Regions from separate parts of the Homo sapiens genome. Here region 2 is linked to region 1. A link is a loop called in an ENCODE intact Hi-C map of the cell type or tissue named here. Cell type or tissue: HepG2. All regions are shown on one strand. Links, peaks and the distances in the headings refer to the core of each region. The heading gives the core; the rest is flanking DNA.

Region 1 (8,425 bases), core at 1,497-6,496:
TGTGGGGGTAATGTGGTTTCAAGTAGGCAAGTTAACAGCAGTGCTCCAAGGCACTGGTCCTCAGAGTGTTCTTCCCAGGTACACAGCATCCGTCTCACCTCAGAAACTGTTAGTTTCAGCACTGTGAATTCTCTGGCTGTGTACCAGACCTACTGAGTCAGAAATTCAGAGATGGGGTCCGCAATCTGGTTTACAGCCTTATAGGTGGGTGATATTGATGCTTGCTGCAGATTGAGAAGCCCAGAGCAGTAAGACAAAGGAGATGGGTCCCTGAATGACTGTTAATAGCAAAGACCGGCCAAGATTTTTCCTTAGAGTTTCAGATGGTAAATATCTTAGACTTATGGTCTTTCTCCCTTTCTTCTCTACTTCCTCTTTTCCTTCTTCCTATCCTCCCCTTTCTACTCCTCCTGCTTCTTTCATTCCTTTAACAACCATTTACAAAGTTAAAAACCATGCTTAGTTAGCATGCAGATTGTATAAAAATAGACCAATAAAGAATATAATAACTATGGTAACCTTGGGCATATCAAACAAACGTTTGGGTCTCATTGTTAAAATAGCTTAATCTGGGACGTGAGTTAGAAGGAAAGCGGAAGTGTACATTTTTTGTTTTTTATTCAACTCTTTTTACTCTGCTCTAAAATTCTAAGATTAATCTACTTTTTGTTTGCATACTTAGTACATGTCTATGTCTTTATGTAGTTTACTGATTCTACCTATAGCCAAGTGCATCATGTTGTGCTCTTACCACATTTTGCTATGCCCTACCCAACCATGAACACAGATCACTTCCAACTCCCTAATACTATGTAAAATACAATCTTCTATATGTAGACATTCCTTTGGCTCCTACTTCCAGGAATTGAAGGTTTGGGTCATATATTTATTTGACTAGACTTTTCCAAATTGATCTACAAATGGACTACACTAGTTCACCCGCCCACCTGAAGTGTGGGAGTGATTTCCTGTCTTGCATACAACCAGCTCTCTGCATTATCCAGCTTTCTCAGGCATGCCTATTACAAAGGTGTAAAGAGATATTGCATTGCATTATTTTTTAGGATGCTCACATGCCAAAGCTCATCAGTGCCTTTCAGTCACTTAGAAACATTTATGATACATTATTTGTAATTCCTACTATATGTGATAAAAATAAGCAATTGTATTTGAAGCAATGTGTTTTAAATAGAAGTTTTAAATGTATATACAGACTTTAAATGATAAATTGAAACAAATAGAAGACATATAATTGGCATTATATATGCCCCTGGTATAGAAAAAATATATAAGTAGTTAAGTACAAACAAGGAATACTTGTACCTGTCTTTTGGGGGAGATGGTCAAATAATACACAATTTCCATTAGTGAAGAAGAATAAGATCAAGTGATCTATTGTATAAATAACTATAATGACTATAATTAATAACATGTATTATACTCTTGAAAATTGCTAAGAGAGTAGATTTTAAGTATTCTCACCACAATCAATAATTATGTGAAGTAATGTATATGTTAATTAGCTCAATTTGGCCATTGCAAAATGTATACATATTTTAAAACTATATTTTTATGCAATAAATATATACAACATTTTGTCAGTTAAAACAAAGCAAAATTTAAAATTAACCTGGCAAAAATAATAAAAGCTTTTATAATTGAAAAAAGTGTTTCAAAGAAGTTACAAAAATGTAAAGGAACATCTTTGAGCACTAAATATGCTGTGAAAACTTTGGAAAGAATGTGGACATTGAAATGTACAATAGTGACATGCAGCATTATTTTATTTATTTATAATAATTATGGCAAAATTTATTATGTGGACATACCCTTATTTATATGATTGTTCCCTAATTGTCAAACGTTGGCTTTAGCCATAATTTCTGCTATCATAAATCACAGTACAGGGGATAAAGCATCCTTATAACTGCGACCTTGCACACACCCGTAAGTATATTTTTAGGAGAAATTTCTGGAAGTGGTATGCTGGGGCAAATGGTAGACACATTTTGAATTTCTTATATACATACTGACAAATTTGTTTTGAAGAGGTTACTCCAATTTTTATTTCCATAAAGGGCAAATGACTACTCCCAATAATATTTATTTTTAAAGGGGTTTATATTACTTATTTTTTTATTTCTATTTTAAAATATTTCTTACATTTCATGCATGCGAAAATATATGTAATATATATGATAGCTAAAATAATTACTAACACAAATTCCAACTTTCAGTAACGACATTGATAATTTGAGAATTTTACTTACCTTTGAAACCCACTGGTGTTCCTTGCTTTGCTCTCTAGAGGTCTTAAAATTTTTGCTGTTGGCTGGGCGTGGTGGTTCATGCCTGTAATCCCAGCACTTTGGGAGGCCAAGGCGGGCGGATCACCTGAAGTCAGGAGTTCAAGAGCAGCCTAGCCAACATGGTGAAACCCTGTCTCTACTAAAAATAAAAAAAGAAATTAGCCGGGTGTGGTGGCACATGCCTGTAATCTTGGCTACTAGGGAGGCTGAGGCAGGAGAATTGCTCGAACTCGGGAGGTGGAGGTTTCAGTGAGCCGAGATTGCACCACTGCACTCTAGTCTGGGCAACAGAGCGAGACTCTGTCTCAAAAAAAAAAAAATTGCTGTCATTTTCTTTGCTTTTATTTTCATTTTTACTACACATATTATCTATGTATACATACAAACCCCACATATATGTACATATAAATATATAATCAACATATTTTACAATATATTTTTCATTTTGCTAGTTTTTGAAATGTATATTAAAAGTTAAATGCTATATTCTTCTATTATATAATCTTTAGCTAAATATTATACTTGTTAATTTAAGTTATGCATCTATGTTCATTTATTTTGATTGCTACCTAATGTTACATTCTGGTGATAGTCCACAACTTATTTATTCATTATTTTTTAAGCAACATTTTCCAGGTTAATTTTATTATCTACTATTTTACTTGGAACAATTTTGTACATTGGACAAGAATTTTTCTGTGGTATATATATCACAGAATGAAATCACTAAATCAAGCTGTGTGCATTAGCAAACTTCCTTCTCACAAGTAACTGGTAACTCCTTAACCAACTTCAAGCATTGTTTGTACTATTTCAGATCCAGTACTTTTGGAATCTTTTTCAGATTTATGTTACTGTCAGTTACTTCTGAGAGTTATGCATTCTCTATACATTGGCTTATCTATTGGGATGTGGCCATTTCCTTATCATTTTCTAACATTGTAGGGGTAGCAGTCAATCTGAGATGCAGTACCCTTTATTTGAAATCTTGTCAATCACCATGAGTACCAGACTTGTGAACAAAATGTACTTATTTTTCTTTACTTCCACTGATTCTTTTCTACTACAAAAATAGAAATAAGGAACATTAGACTCTTCACGTGAGATTTTTACTTTTCTAAGGTGCGCATATGCCATAGAGATAAGTTCTATGTCTGTATATGTACATATACATGGACGTGAGAGTGTGCGTGTGTGTGTGTGTGTGTGTGTGTGTGTGTGTAAGGTGGCTGAGGGGTTAATTTTGCATCTGAACAGGCCAGTGTTGAGATGACTTCTGTTTTTCTCTAACCTCTTGAACTAATGAATGCAAAATAAAACAACAAAAATCAAAGAAACTAAGCAATAGAGAAAAGAAAGGGATTTAAAAAAAAGAGAAAAGAAAGTCAAGCACATTAACATTTCAAACATTTATGCTGTCAGATAAATTAAACTGTTCAGAATTATAAGGCAGTTAATATCCTACATTTGTCTAGCAATTTAAACCCCCTTAAATACCTGTTTTGACTCAATTGAATGGTTATTTTGAAGGGTTCCACCTGCCACCCATGAATTAAAAGAACAAATTATATTCATAAAGAATCAGCAAATTTCCAAATCTAAACAAAGAGCTAATGCAATAAGGGAGAGAAAGAAAGAAAGAGAAAAAGCAGAAATGGAGGAGAAGATATAGAAAAAAGAAAACTGTAAATTATGTAATTAATACAAATTAGATTAGGGTTTTTGTTTGTAATCTCTTCCTAATTTAAATGCTTGTTTTGGAGGAAATTGTTTACTTCCCCTCTTTTTTCACCCTCTTTTTTCCAGTTATGTAGCCATCTTATGTAATTCATTTATTTAGGATTAAGCTTTCAAACTAAGATGCGCTATTTTGAGGCATTTTTTTTCAAAGAGCTACTCTAAAATCCTATCATTTAAAGACAACTATTGTTACCAAGCATATACTTTCTCTTCCTGTTTTATCCCCAGTTCTACAGAAAAAAATAGTCTAATATCAAAATGAATTTGTACTTAGGATTCCAAACACTTAAAAAATGTTTAGCAGACACAATAGTTGAGAAAAAAATAGTATTGTTACTAACCATATATGTTTTACCAAGAAGTAATTGTTAGTTGGATCACTATCACCAATATTAAAAATATTAGAAGAACCTAATCCCAGTATATTAAAAACAGATTTCTTGAATTTGCAAATTTATTTAGAATTACATAAAGGGTTGCTTCTATTTAAAATTAAGAAAGTAGATAAATCATTTATCACAGAGGTGCTTACTTTATCCACGTATAAACCAAAATCACCCTGACATGCTCTCTGCATTCAAGAGGTTAATTGTTTTGGAGATATGGGCTTAAGTGAGACATAAGCAGGAGTTGAAATGAACTTTAGAAGTTCACGTTGCAAGTACTCCAACAAGTGTATAATTCAATCTGCCTTACCTCAACTTCAAAGAAATGTTTATACCTCAACACCCTATTCAACCCATAGACCTTCATAATGTGAAGACACTGGCAATGTGAAATATTTTCAAATTCAGGTTACCTTTTAGTCATTAAGTCCCAAATTAAATAAGCCCTTATTCTCATTTTAAGTCTGTTACAGTGAGTATATAATGTTAAATTGCTTGACCATGGGAGTCAATAACAATTCAATATTACGATAATGAATAGAATCTATTTTGTTAATTGCTTAAGACACAACTAGTGGTCATGTGCCTTTAGGAAATATAGTAACTGCTTAATATTATTTTATAATATATTATCAATAATGTATTAAATGATAATCGTCTGATTGACTTATGAGCTCTGGAAATACTATAATCAATAACTTTACGTACATAGGGAAAATAAACTGACAAATTAAAGAAATATCCTTCCTTTAAATGTCCCCTTACCTTCTCTTAAAGAGTAATTTAAGAGAAGAAAGGAAATTTTTGAATATTAGCTCACATTAATTCCATGAAATAGCTCATTTCCATTTGTGAAAATACAGAAAAGTTCCTTCTTATAACAATTTGTTATTCACAACCTTTGCAGTAATTACACTAGAAAAATGATGGAAGAGTGTGATTAATGATAAATGAACTTCTATTATCTGCCAGTTACTTTATATATGCACCAGAGTCAATGCTTAACACAACTGCTGGAAGTAAGAACTGCTAAATTTGTTTTCCTGTGATGAAATGGAAATTCATAAGGATTATAATATTTCATTGAATTGAAAACCAATCCTATTCATTGAAAGACACGTATCACCTTACTGCCAGGAGAAACAGAAAATGCTGCCAAACATGACTGTAAGACTTATCTGTAGACTGGTACTGACTCAAAAATGTTATTCTGGTAGGATTTAGGTGGGTAAATGATACCGGTAGGATGGGTTGGGTGGCCCATGGAGTAATGCCAGGTAGTAAAGCACCTGTTTAAGGCAAAGAAGTTGGTGAGCTGAGGCCGGGCGCGGTGGCTCACGCCTGTAATCCCAGCACTTTGGGAGGCCGAGGCGGGCGGATCACGAGGTCAGGAGATCGAGACCATCCCGGCTAAAACGGTGAAACCCCGTCTCTACTAAAAATACAAAAAAATTAGCCGGGCGTAGTGGCGGGCGCCTGTAGTCCCAGCTACTTGGGAGGCTGAGGCAGGAGAATGGCGTGAACCCGGGAGGCGGAGCTTGCAGTGAGCCGAGATCCCGCCACTGCACTCCAGCCTGGGCAACAGAGCGAGACTCTGTCTCAAAAAAAAAAAAAAAAAAAAAAAAAAAAAAGAAGTTGGTGAGCTGAATCTATTCCCAGGCCTCTCTGACTCCAAAGCCCTGATTCTTACATTGAACCTCACGGCCTCAGCTATCTTCACAAAACAGGATGCATTTGACATTTTCCTATATGAGAACTCATCTTTTCCTTGATGGCACCAGCAGTCTTTGTAACCTTCATGTGGAGGAAATCAAAGTGCATGGCAGTGTATTAATCAGAAAAATGGATTGTGCTTGCCTCCTCCTGCCAATCACTTGACAAGGAAAAACAGATAGCAAAGATTAAATCACAGCTTGCTCAAATGCTCCACACTTGAAATAAATACATTTCAGCTTTCACGAAAGTCCATTATGCACTGTTTGGCTTTGATTAGCAGGGGGCATTTCATAAAACATGAAAGAAAGGTACAGCTGGGGAAGAAAGAAGAAATGCGTGAGCATGTATAGTCACTGTTTAGTTAAACAGCTGATTCACCCCAGTCAAAGAAAACAGCAAAGGCTCTGACAATTACGAATGTCCTTGGCAAAAGGATGAATTTACCTGCCTGTAAACGAGACATCGCTTGAAAAGGCAGTGTCTGCAGCAAACAGAACACCAGCAGAGCATGACTTTAAAGAACAATCCGTATTTGCTCTTACACAGGAGAGATCCACAATTGCAACTTGATTGTAATCCTCACCTGGGAAATCTGAAATCACCACCTGTTTTCTTTGGATGCTTGTGTGACACACTCCAGTTGCTTTCTACAGAATTTAGAACATTCATTTACTCCAGTGGATACACTTGGAGCTTTACTCAATTCGATTCATTTTCATTAAACAACTGACTCACCAGACTCATTAGACCTATGCAATTCACTATGTTTCATAGTCACATCTTTACTTCTAAATATATGGTACAAACATTGCTTCTAGCTAAAGGTATATTTTCATATAAATGCTGTAATTGTTTGCCCTTCGTTAAAAAAGCCAAGATATTAAATGTAAGAAATAGTCTAATAGTTTGTTACTACGCAGTCAGTTGTCTTAAGAATACTGGAGAAACAGAACAAGTGAAATAACATCAACCACTCCAAATTCTAATTTACTTCATATGAGCTCTTCTACATTAAATTCCAAACATGTTAATAGAAACTTTATTTTTTCTATTCAATATTCTAAAATATATTGTAAGAATTAAAGTAATTTTAATAGACAAAACCTAATAATGTAGACTTATGATTATCTGCAATGTAAAATAGCCTATTCTACTTTTAGCATTTCATCTCTTGAAATTATATGAATCATCATCTGCTACTTAGCCCAGTAAGATAAATGAGAGTATGAACTGCATTGCAGTGCCAGTAAAGACAAGGAGATCCACAAGACTAGGTATATTGTTAGTTATCTGAGCAAACAAGTTAGCTAGAAAGAAAAAAAAAAAAAGCCTAGTAACTTACTTCAATAATATAGGCAAAGTCTATCAGAGCCCTCATGCTTCTGAGGGTTTAATATAGCAGTATGCAGCACTTATAATCATATAAAATAGCTAAACTACACTTTTTCTAAATCGAGAACACTATTTTCAGAAATGTAATTTAAATTATGAAATTCAATGTTTAAAAAATGTGTAAAGTGTCTCTAGAATTATATATTTATAAAATGAACACCAAACATAGCAATAAGCCAAAGGTACAAATGTTCAACCTATTAAAAAAAAAAAAGTTTTATCTTGAGTTTGATACAATCAAGTATATTTAACCATTTTAATCTATCAGAGAATAAAGATTGATTATGGTTAAGTAAGGCCTTTGTCAGCTCATACTATTGGGGAAGTTTTAGGATACTATGATTATTGTACAAAGGCCTAAAAAAATCAACTTTAAATTTTGCTGAGTGATACTGCCATCTACTGGTTTAATTTGTTGCAATATTATAATGGCTGACATCTGAAGTATTGGGTTTTCCAGGTACCCCTGACAGACGTAGATATTCCTGAAGGTAGATTAGGTCATTTAAGCTAAGAAATAAATAGAATTCGACACTGTTATGAATTATGATTTTTAAAGATTATACAGAATAAAGGGAAATGCTTTAAGTAGGCAAAATCATTTTAGAGCTTTCACTAAATTGCTTAAATTACGCTGTATATCACAGATCTCAATGTTTAAGCAATGTTCTGCATATTTGGCTTACTGAATGTAATTTGTGCTGCAAAATTCAACAAAACTTCAACAAAAACTTGGTATTTAAGACAGACAATAGAAAAAATAGAAAATGGTTCTTGGCTTGAAGTTTGCAAATTGAACAAATATATACACAAAAGAAAATTTAGCTAAAGGTGTTTCTTCAGATGCACATTTTAAGTGAAAAATGAAGGTATGGCTTTGGA
Region 2 (8,425 bases), core at 1,661-6,660, 320 kb before region 1:
AAAAAAATTATATATGTAAAACGACCATCTTGTCATATCATATAAAAGTTATGTGATATCCACATTACAACACTGATGATAAACCTGGTCACTTGGTTAAGATGGTGTTTGATAGGTTTCTCTACTGCATTCATACTGTTTTTTCTTTTCCATACTCTATTATTTGGAAGTGAGTTCCACACAAAAGGATGAGCTGGGGATTAAATATGCTCCTCCTCCTAAAGATATGCATATATTCATAGATTATGTGAAATTATTCTCTAGCAGATTTGCATCTTCTCCATTTATTTAAGCAATAATTGACATATCAGTATGGATTTCGTATAATTTTTCAACTTCTTGTTAAAATATAATACTGTACTTTTTATTTTGTTTCTCAAATCTTTCAGCTTTGGCATTGGAAGCTCTTTCATTCCCCTTGTGTACCTGTGACATGCCTCAAGCCCCATTTTTTTCTTTTTTTTTGTTTTAATATTATGCTTCTGTAATTGGGGTTCTACAGGATGCTCTATGATCATCTCGAAATGTCCTTATCTCAACTTCATAATCAGCCATTTCTCCAAGGAATTCTGGAGTTTCTTTTATTGAACAATGATATTAGAAACAAAAATCTTGGCACTGTGTGAATTTATAGGACATCTCAGCTGAGAGAGCTGGGTAATATATTCTGTATATGAACACATGTATCCACAGATACCAATCAATGGTTCTGTATTTACACATCTGTGTTCAACTAAGAATGATTTCATACTGATATCTCTGGCTATAATCTACTTCTATGTGATTCTATCTAGCCTTGCCTTTTGAGTTACTGTTTTTGGTTATCCCTTTCCAAATACGGGAAACATGGCTTCCACCATCCAGCATCCATTTGCTGATTCATTCTCAGTATACATATAAAGCAATTTTAGAATGTTTAGTATGCACCCCTTGAGAAGCAAATTTACCAACTAAAATGCAGTGCTTGTGTACAGTTCCTTTTTTCTTAGCTTTAATTTCTTTTTTAGTCAAAACACTATTTTCCAACTTAGATCAACTCCTATTTTTCTCCCACTTCTAACCTTTTTAATAGAGTAAGATTCATTCCTCACAGTCCATTTTTGGGTCTCCTAGGCTTTATATTTTAAATTTCCAAAAGTCATTATAATACACACATTATTATACACACACACAGACGCACACACACATGCATACGCACACACTATACACCTTTACCTTTGAGGAAGAAAACTATCTTGATTTCTCTCTGTCTCTCTTTCTCTACCCCTTTCTCCTCATCTCCCTCTCTGTCTCTTTTCATCTGTTTTTCTTTCTATTTATATATGTTTTTCGTATCTATGCATTATATGTTTTTTTTCCATTCATGTAATCAATCCAACATGTTTTTAAGGATTCTGTTTTTCAGGTTTGCTGCATCCTTCTAGGAATACAACAGTGAACAAAATAATATCATAATGATATGACCTTCTGAGAGTCGAATTCAAGAAAGAGGACATATTCTTTTAGCAAATAAGCAGGTAAATGGAACATATTCAAAAGGTGGTAAGGATTACTGAGAAAAAGTAAAAGCAAGGTAAGAGAAGGGACAGTTTTAGGGTGCTTGAAATGATAATTTAAATACAGTAGTCAGTGAAGAATTTCTAAAATATTTTTATTTTCAGTGGAAAACAATGAATTTGGGGAGTGCTATAAGATATGAGGAAATCTAGGCAAAAGCAGGAGTATTTTTAGTTGATCTTAAAAGAAGAAATGTTTTTGTTTGAAGACCATCAAAAAAGATAGTGTGGTTGAACCAGAGTGATAGGATGAGTGGTCAGAGTTGAGATCAGAAACTGAACTCTAGTGAGTTCATGTTAGTTCCCACAGGCTATTTTATGCACTTCTATTATGAATGAGATGAGTTGCTGTTGGAAGGTTTAGAGTTGCTATTTTACTTCTATTTAAAAAGAACACTTTAACTACAATATGGAAAATAGAATTGGGTGGGTAGATAGATGGCAAGAGAGAAAAGAAACAAAAATTAGAGCAGTCCTACAGTAATCCAGCTGAGAGACAGTAGTGGGTTGTACAAGTGAATTAGTGGTAGAAAAAAGAAGTGATCAGATTCCTGATAAAATTTGACATTAGATCCAACCAGATATATTAATGGAATAATGATAGAGAGGAATCAAAGATGCTTTGTAAGCTTTGGGTCTGAACAAAGGTAAAAATAACCTTGCATTTATTGAGAAGGGGTAAGATTTCAGAAGAGAGAGAGAGGAGTCTTTAGAAGAGTAAAAATGTATGTTAGAACTTTTTATTTAGAACATTTTCAGATTGTGATATTTAATAAATATCAACTGAAGGTGTCATTTAGGTAGTTGGTGATGATGAGTTAGAGTTCACCCAAGTGGTTCTTTCTGAAGACCTAACATCAAGATTCATTAAAATATAGATAAAATTTAATGCATACATTCTCAATAGGGGTGTTAGAGCCCTCAAAGATGTAAAAATTGGTTCTTAACTAGTGGAAAAATGTTTGATATTACAATGATCTGTGGTTCTCCACAGTGCAAACCTATCTGACAAACCCTTATTTCTTAGTAAATGAAAAGACCTGGTAGTACTTTTAAGAATTTCCATTTCTAAAATTTCAACATATATAAATATGAATATTATTCAATATGCCCTACGGTTTGGGTTGGTTATAAGGAAAATGATGCTTAACGATTTGTATCATAACTAGCTTCACCTCACCCTAGTCCAATTATTACTTTAATTAAGTTCTATGCCATTATCTCTACTATAATAGGTCTTGGTCTCAGCAGAAAGTCATTTGTATTGCTGTATCTGTTTTTAGACTGCTCTAAAGCTATGATGGGTAGATTTTAAAGTGATTGAACATCAGTCTTAGAGGGAGAGTTTCTAATATCTCTTACTGGCCTTAGATGCCTGATTATTCTATATTTTACTAAATTAGAATCTTACTGATGGCTTACCACATCTCTCCCCAGTGCACATTCATAATTTCATAGTTTACCTCAAAATGATCTAAACATAAGTCCCTATAGTCTCCACACTTTTACTTTTAACTAATATTGATCTATGTATATTAATTTTTAAAAAAATTTTGTAACCATATCTTTGTTTCTCGATCTCCAGATTCAAAGCTTAGCTTGCATTTCTATCACTGTATAAAACTCAGACTTCATTCCTATTTCAGTCTACCTTACCTGTTTGTATGAGCCTTATGACTGCTTCGATACCGATCATGACAAGTGCAATGATCTCTTTAGGGGATATTTGTGTGGGACACAGAAAGAAAATGTAGAATGTGTTTCAATGCACAAATAAATTTACAATCCGTTCACACACAACATATCAACAGTAGGTGGTGGTATATATAAGTGGCACAAAAAATCAATCTAGGTTTCAAAATTCATCAGGATACGTCAGGATGAGAAACGTATACTCACTCTTTTCCCCACCATATAAGGTAGTAGAGGAAGATCTCCAAGACACAGAAATTTCAAACTGTAAAAGAAGGAAGTATTTAGTTTAGTCAACTGGTTTACTAGGCAAAGAATTGAAGGCTAAGTAGCAAAATAGCATTTTTACAGGAAAAAGACTCTTTTCCCACTCATGATGATTCCTTCATTGTGGAGGGATGCATATCAGCATTTCAATCATTTTTCTCCTGAGAGTTTAGAAAAATTCAACTGGGCATGATGATTTCAGACCCTTTGTCTCTCTCCTCATTCTGAACCTGTTTCCCAACTGGGAGCATATTTTCTGTTCTGTCTGAAATTTTTACAATGTCTTTTAATTGTTAAGTTGAAAAATCCCATTTAGAATATTTAAAAAATTTTTTTTGTCAGAGTTGTAACTTTTTGCTAGCTACTCTTTTAAATTTTCTTTTTCTTAAAGGTTTCTCCTTTTCTTCTTTTCTTTTTTTTTGGTATAAATTATGCAGCTTAATATGGGGTTTATATTCTCCTTGTTTTCCCTCAAATATCCATTTTTCCTAAAAAGTCACTATATTGTAGTGGTTAAGAATAGTTTCAACATCCATGAGCTGTCAGAAATTGAGCCAATTACTAATTTTTGTTTGTTTCATTTTTACATCTGTAAAGTGAGCCTAACGCATGCAAAAGTAACATAGTACAATTTATTGGTCATCACTCTGTTTTAAAGAGATAATGGCTCCCACTGTAGCCTCTGGAACACTAGAAAATGAACCTTCTGAGGATCTTTCTAATATTTTTCCTGCCCTAAGGATACAGATATATTTTTTACACTATCCTGGGGAATTAAACCATATGAATAACCTCACTGGCATATTAAAAACTACTGTGCAGAAACATTTTTAGAGTTAATAATGTGTAAGCGGTATTTTTTAAAATTGCTTTACCATTAATAAGGGTAGTATTCATACTAATACTGCAGCAATGTTTCTTTATTTTCCCCCAACTGTTCACTCACTTGCCACATACATAACAGATGGGAAGCGTTAATCGAAGACAATATGCTAAATTGCATTTACTGGCATACCGCACTCTAGAAAATGATGTAACCCCATGATACATATGTAGCTTTTAGAATGAGTAAACAAGAGCTTTGACCTGACCACAGTGTGTCCTCACCATTCATTAACCATTCCATATAGAAACACTAATGCTCAGGCATTGTGTTTCCCTCTCAGGAACCAAAAGGAAATAAAAAGATGACTTTTCTTTGTTAATAATGTTGCTATGGAGAGAACTACATGGATGTGTAGAAAACAAAAATTTTATATCAAAATTGATAAATCATACTTCTTTTTTTTTACTATATTCTTTTGGTCCTTTTTGATCATTAACCAGAGTTATGAATCTTATTTTGAACACAGTTAAATCAGTTTTATTATTCTTTATAACAATGAAGAATAAAATACATTTAACAGATACCTTATTTTCTTTCTTTAAGGATAATTTGCAGGATACATTTTAGAAATGTATGTATATAAAAATGACTTTCCAGTTATTACTTTAAGTACTGAGAAATGACATCAATATAGATATAATTATATTTAGTGCTCAAAATACAATTTAGAGATTACATTCTTTCTAGCATTTGCTTTCTGAAAATAAAATTCTTAATATCTACCCAAAATAATTAGAGCCATCTAATAATGATGCCAAGCTATCTGCTGTAATCGATCAGCAGCTTGGCATTAATGGTGTTTGAAGGAAATATATCAAACTAATGAACAGCTAAGAGACATGAGAGTAAGTTATTGCTTCAGTTCGGCTACTGTCAATAGCCGTCTGAAATACTACAAAGACTAAGAGCATTAATGTTTATAGCAAGTCCTTGAAATAAATTTCTTGACTATTTTTCACATATAAATATATAAATAAAATTGAGCATAGCAATTATAAGATATACTTTTCAAATCTATTATAATCTTTAAAGTTTCTACATAGGAGCACATGCATGATATGCACACTGTTCCCTAAATCTATTTGGTAAAATTTACTCTTGTTGTTTTTCTTTTTTTCCTTAGTAAGAATGCTATATTCAGGGTTTAGGTAGATAGTTTGTACTAGAAAAGCCCTTGGCTTGATCAACGGGAACTATTGTCATTATTCTCATTTAACATATGTGGTAGCTATAGAATAATGAAAATAATTATAGTGAACAGTTTTTTGGAATGATTGCTACATTGCAAGTAGTATTATACATTTTTAAAGTTTAAATAGTCATATAAGCCAATGAAATACAATAGGATGCCCAGAAATAAGCCTATGCTTATGTGGCCTACTGATCCATGTCAAGGGTGCCACCAACACAATGGGGAAAAGATAGTCTCTTGAATATTTGGAGAAAACAGTGTTGGGAAAACAGAATATTCACATCCAAAATAATGATAGTGGACCTTCATGATACACTATACACAAAAACCAACTCAAAATGAATTAAAGACTTAAATATAAGACCTGAAACTAAAATAAATTCTACAAAAAACATAGAAAGTTTCTTGACGTTTTCTTTGACAATGATTTCTTGAATATAACACCAAAAGCACAGACAACAAAAGCAAAAGTACACAAGTGGGATAATATCAAGCTGAAACTTCTGCCCAGCAAAGGAAGCAATCAACAAAATGAAAAGGCAACCTACAAATGGGAGAAAATATTTGCTTGCTGTATATTTAATACAGGGTTTATAGTCAAAATATTTAAGGCACTCCTACCATTCAATAGCAAAAACAGAAACAACAACTAAATAAATAAATAACCTGATTTAAAATGAGCAAAGGGCCAGGCGCAGTGGCTCACGCCTGTAATCCAGCACTTTGGGAGGCCAACGCAGGCAGATCACAAGGTCAGGAGATCGAGACCATCCTGGCTAACATGGTGAAACCCAGTCTCTACCAAATAAATAAATAAATACATACATAAAATAAAATAAAATAAAAATTATCCGGGCGTGGTGGCGGGCGCCTGTAGTCCCAGCTATTTGGGAGGCTGAGGCAGGAGAATGGTGTGAACCCGGGAGATGGAGCTTGCAGTGAGCCGAGATCGCGCCCCTACACTCCAGCCTAGGCGACACAGAGAGACTCCGTCTCAAAAAGAAAAAAAGAGCAAAGGACATGAATAAACTTTTTTTTCCAGAGAAGACATACAAAGGGCCAACACAGGTATATGAAAATGTTCTCAACATGACTAATATTCAGAAAAATGCAAATTAAATGAGATAGATAGATATCACCTCAAATTTGTTAGGATAGCTATTGTTTAAAATAAGAAAGAAAGATAAGTATTGGTGAGAATGTGGAGGAAAGAGAACCTTACACATTATTAGGGAAAATATAAATTAGTACAGCCACTGTGGAGAACAGTATAGAGGTTCCACAAAAAAATTAAAAATAGAACTACCACCTGATCCAACAGTCTCACTACTGGGTATATATTCAAAGGAAATGAAATAACTATGTTGAAGAGATATCTCCCCTCCCATGTTCATTGCTGTACTCTTCACAGTAGCCAAGACATGGAAGCAACCTAAATGTTCCTCAACAGATAAATAGATAAAGAAAATGTGGTATGTATATTGAATGGGTTATTATTCAGACTTTAGAAACAGAAATCTTGTTATTTATGACAACATGGATGAACCTGGATGACATTATGCTAAGTAAATAAGCCAGATACAGAAAAACAAATACTACACGGTACCACTTATGTGAAAATCTAAAATAGATTCATAAATGTAGAGAACAGAATGGTTACAAGGGACTGCAGTGAGGGGAAAATAGCAAGTTATCAGTCAAAGGATACTAAGTTTCAGCTATGCCAGATGAGCAAGTCCTAGAGGAGATATACCGTAAATCATAGTACCTGAAGTTCATAATAGTGTACTCTGTACTTAAAATATTGCTAAGAGATATATCATATGTTAAGTGTTTTTATCACATATATATGATGTAAATAAATAAGTGCATAAATACCCAAGGCAGGAGAAAACTTTTGGAAGTGATGGATAGGGTTATTGCATAGATGGTGGCAATAGTTTCACAAGTATATACTTATCTCCAAACTCATCCTATTGTATGTATTAAATATGTACAGCTATTTACATATCAATCATAGCTCAATCCAGTATTTTTCAAAAGAACTTAAACAGCCCTATACTGTGGCTGCTATTAGTATTTCAATCTTTTCAGTGAGAAAACTGAGATACAGCAAAATAAGTTAACTTTGCCAAAACACCGTCTGTCAGTAAGCAGTGAAAGTCAAGACTGTTCCTATGTAGTCTAGCCCCATGCTGGAGCTTTACATAATTATGATGTACTCTTTCATTAGGAGTACCTTAGGAGAAGAAACCCATTCTGAGTTATCATTTGAAAACCTGAAAGGTAACATGCTTTACCATTCCTATAACCCACTTTGTTATTTCTACTTTTAAATCATGGGGCTGGAGTTACACTGTCCAGTAAAATTTTCTACAATGATGGAAATGTTCTATAATCTGCACTCTTCAATATGTTGGTTACCAACCCCAGTTAAAATGTAACTAGGGCAACTGAGAAACTCAATTTATAATTTTATTAAATTTTATTTAATGTAAGCATAGATTTAAATAGCCTCACATTGCCAGAAGCTACCAAATTGGAGACTGGTGGGCTAGGATTTCTGGTCAGGATAGATACACCCAAGAGGCTCTTTGACGCATAAATGTCTGAGCCAATTTACCTTGAAATTCATGCTTCTAATCCTAGTGATAAATTTGATTCTTGTTCCAGAAATTCCACCTTGATTGCAGCTCTGACCTTTTCTTAATTCCCTTACCTGCCATCCTGAGAATATTAGGAATAGTATTGAAGAAGCTGAATATCCTGAACAGCTGTTAGGAACTAAAGACAGGGGTGGGTCAAATGAAGAGAAAGTTTAGATAAGCTCAC

What was found. Hi-C counts contacts between places; a loop is a spot of excess contacts. Peaks named below come from ENCODE experiments on the same cell type or tissue, not always from the same donor. Only the 100,000 strongest peaks of a DNase experiment are listed, where the experiment ranks them.
Region 2: it touches region 1 in a loop (2.5-fold over the local background); 15 of 110 quality-filtered maps call a loop at or near these places.

The regions. Positions count from the first base shown.
Region 1 is chr13:81,170,759-81,179,183 of GRCh38, reverse strand. No RefSeq gene overlaps it. Among named protein-coding and RNA genes, the nearest start is that of LINC00564, 52 kb to the left of the region's middle. In HepG2, for the core only: no CTCF peak of the experiment used is centred there; no DNase peak of the experiment used is centred there.
Region 2 is chr13:81,489,464-81,497,888 of GRCh38, reverse strand. No RefSeq gene overlaps it. Among named protein-coding and RNA genes, the nearest start is that of LINC00564, 270 kb to the right of the region's middle. In HepG2, for the core only: no CTCF peak of the experiment used is centred there; a DNase peak (open chromatin) is centred at 4,578.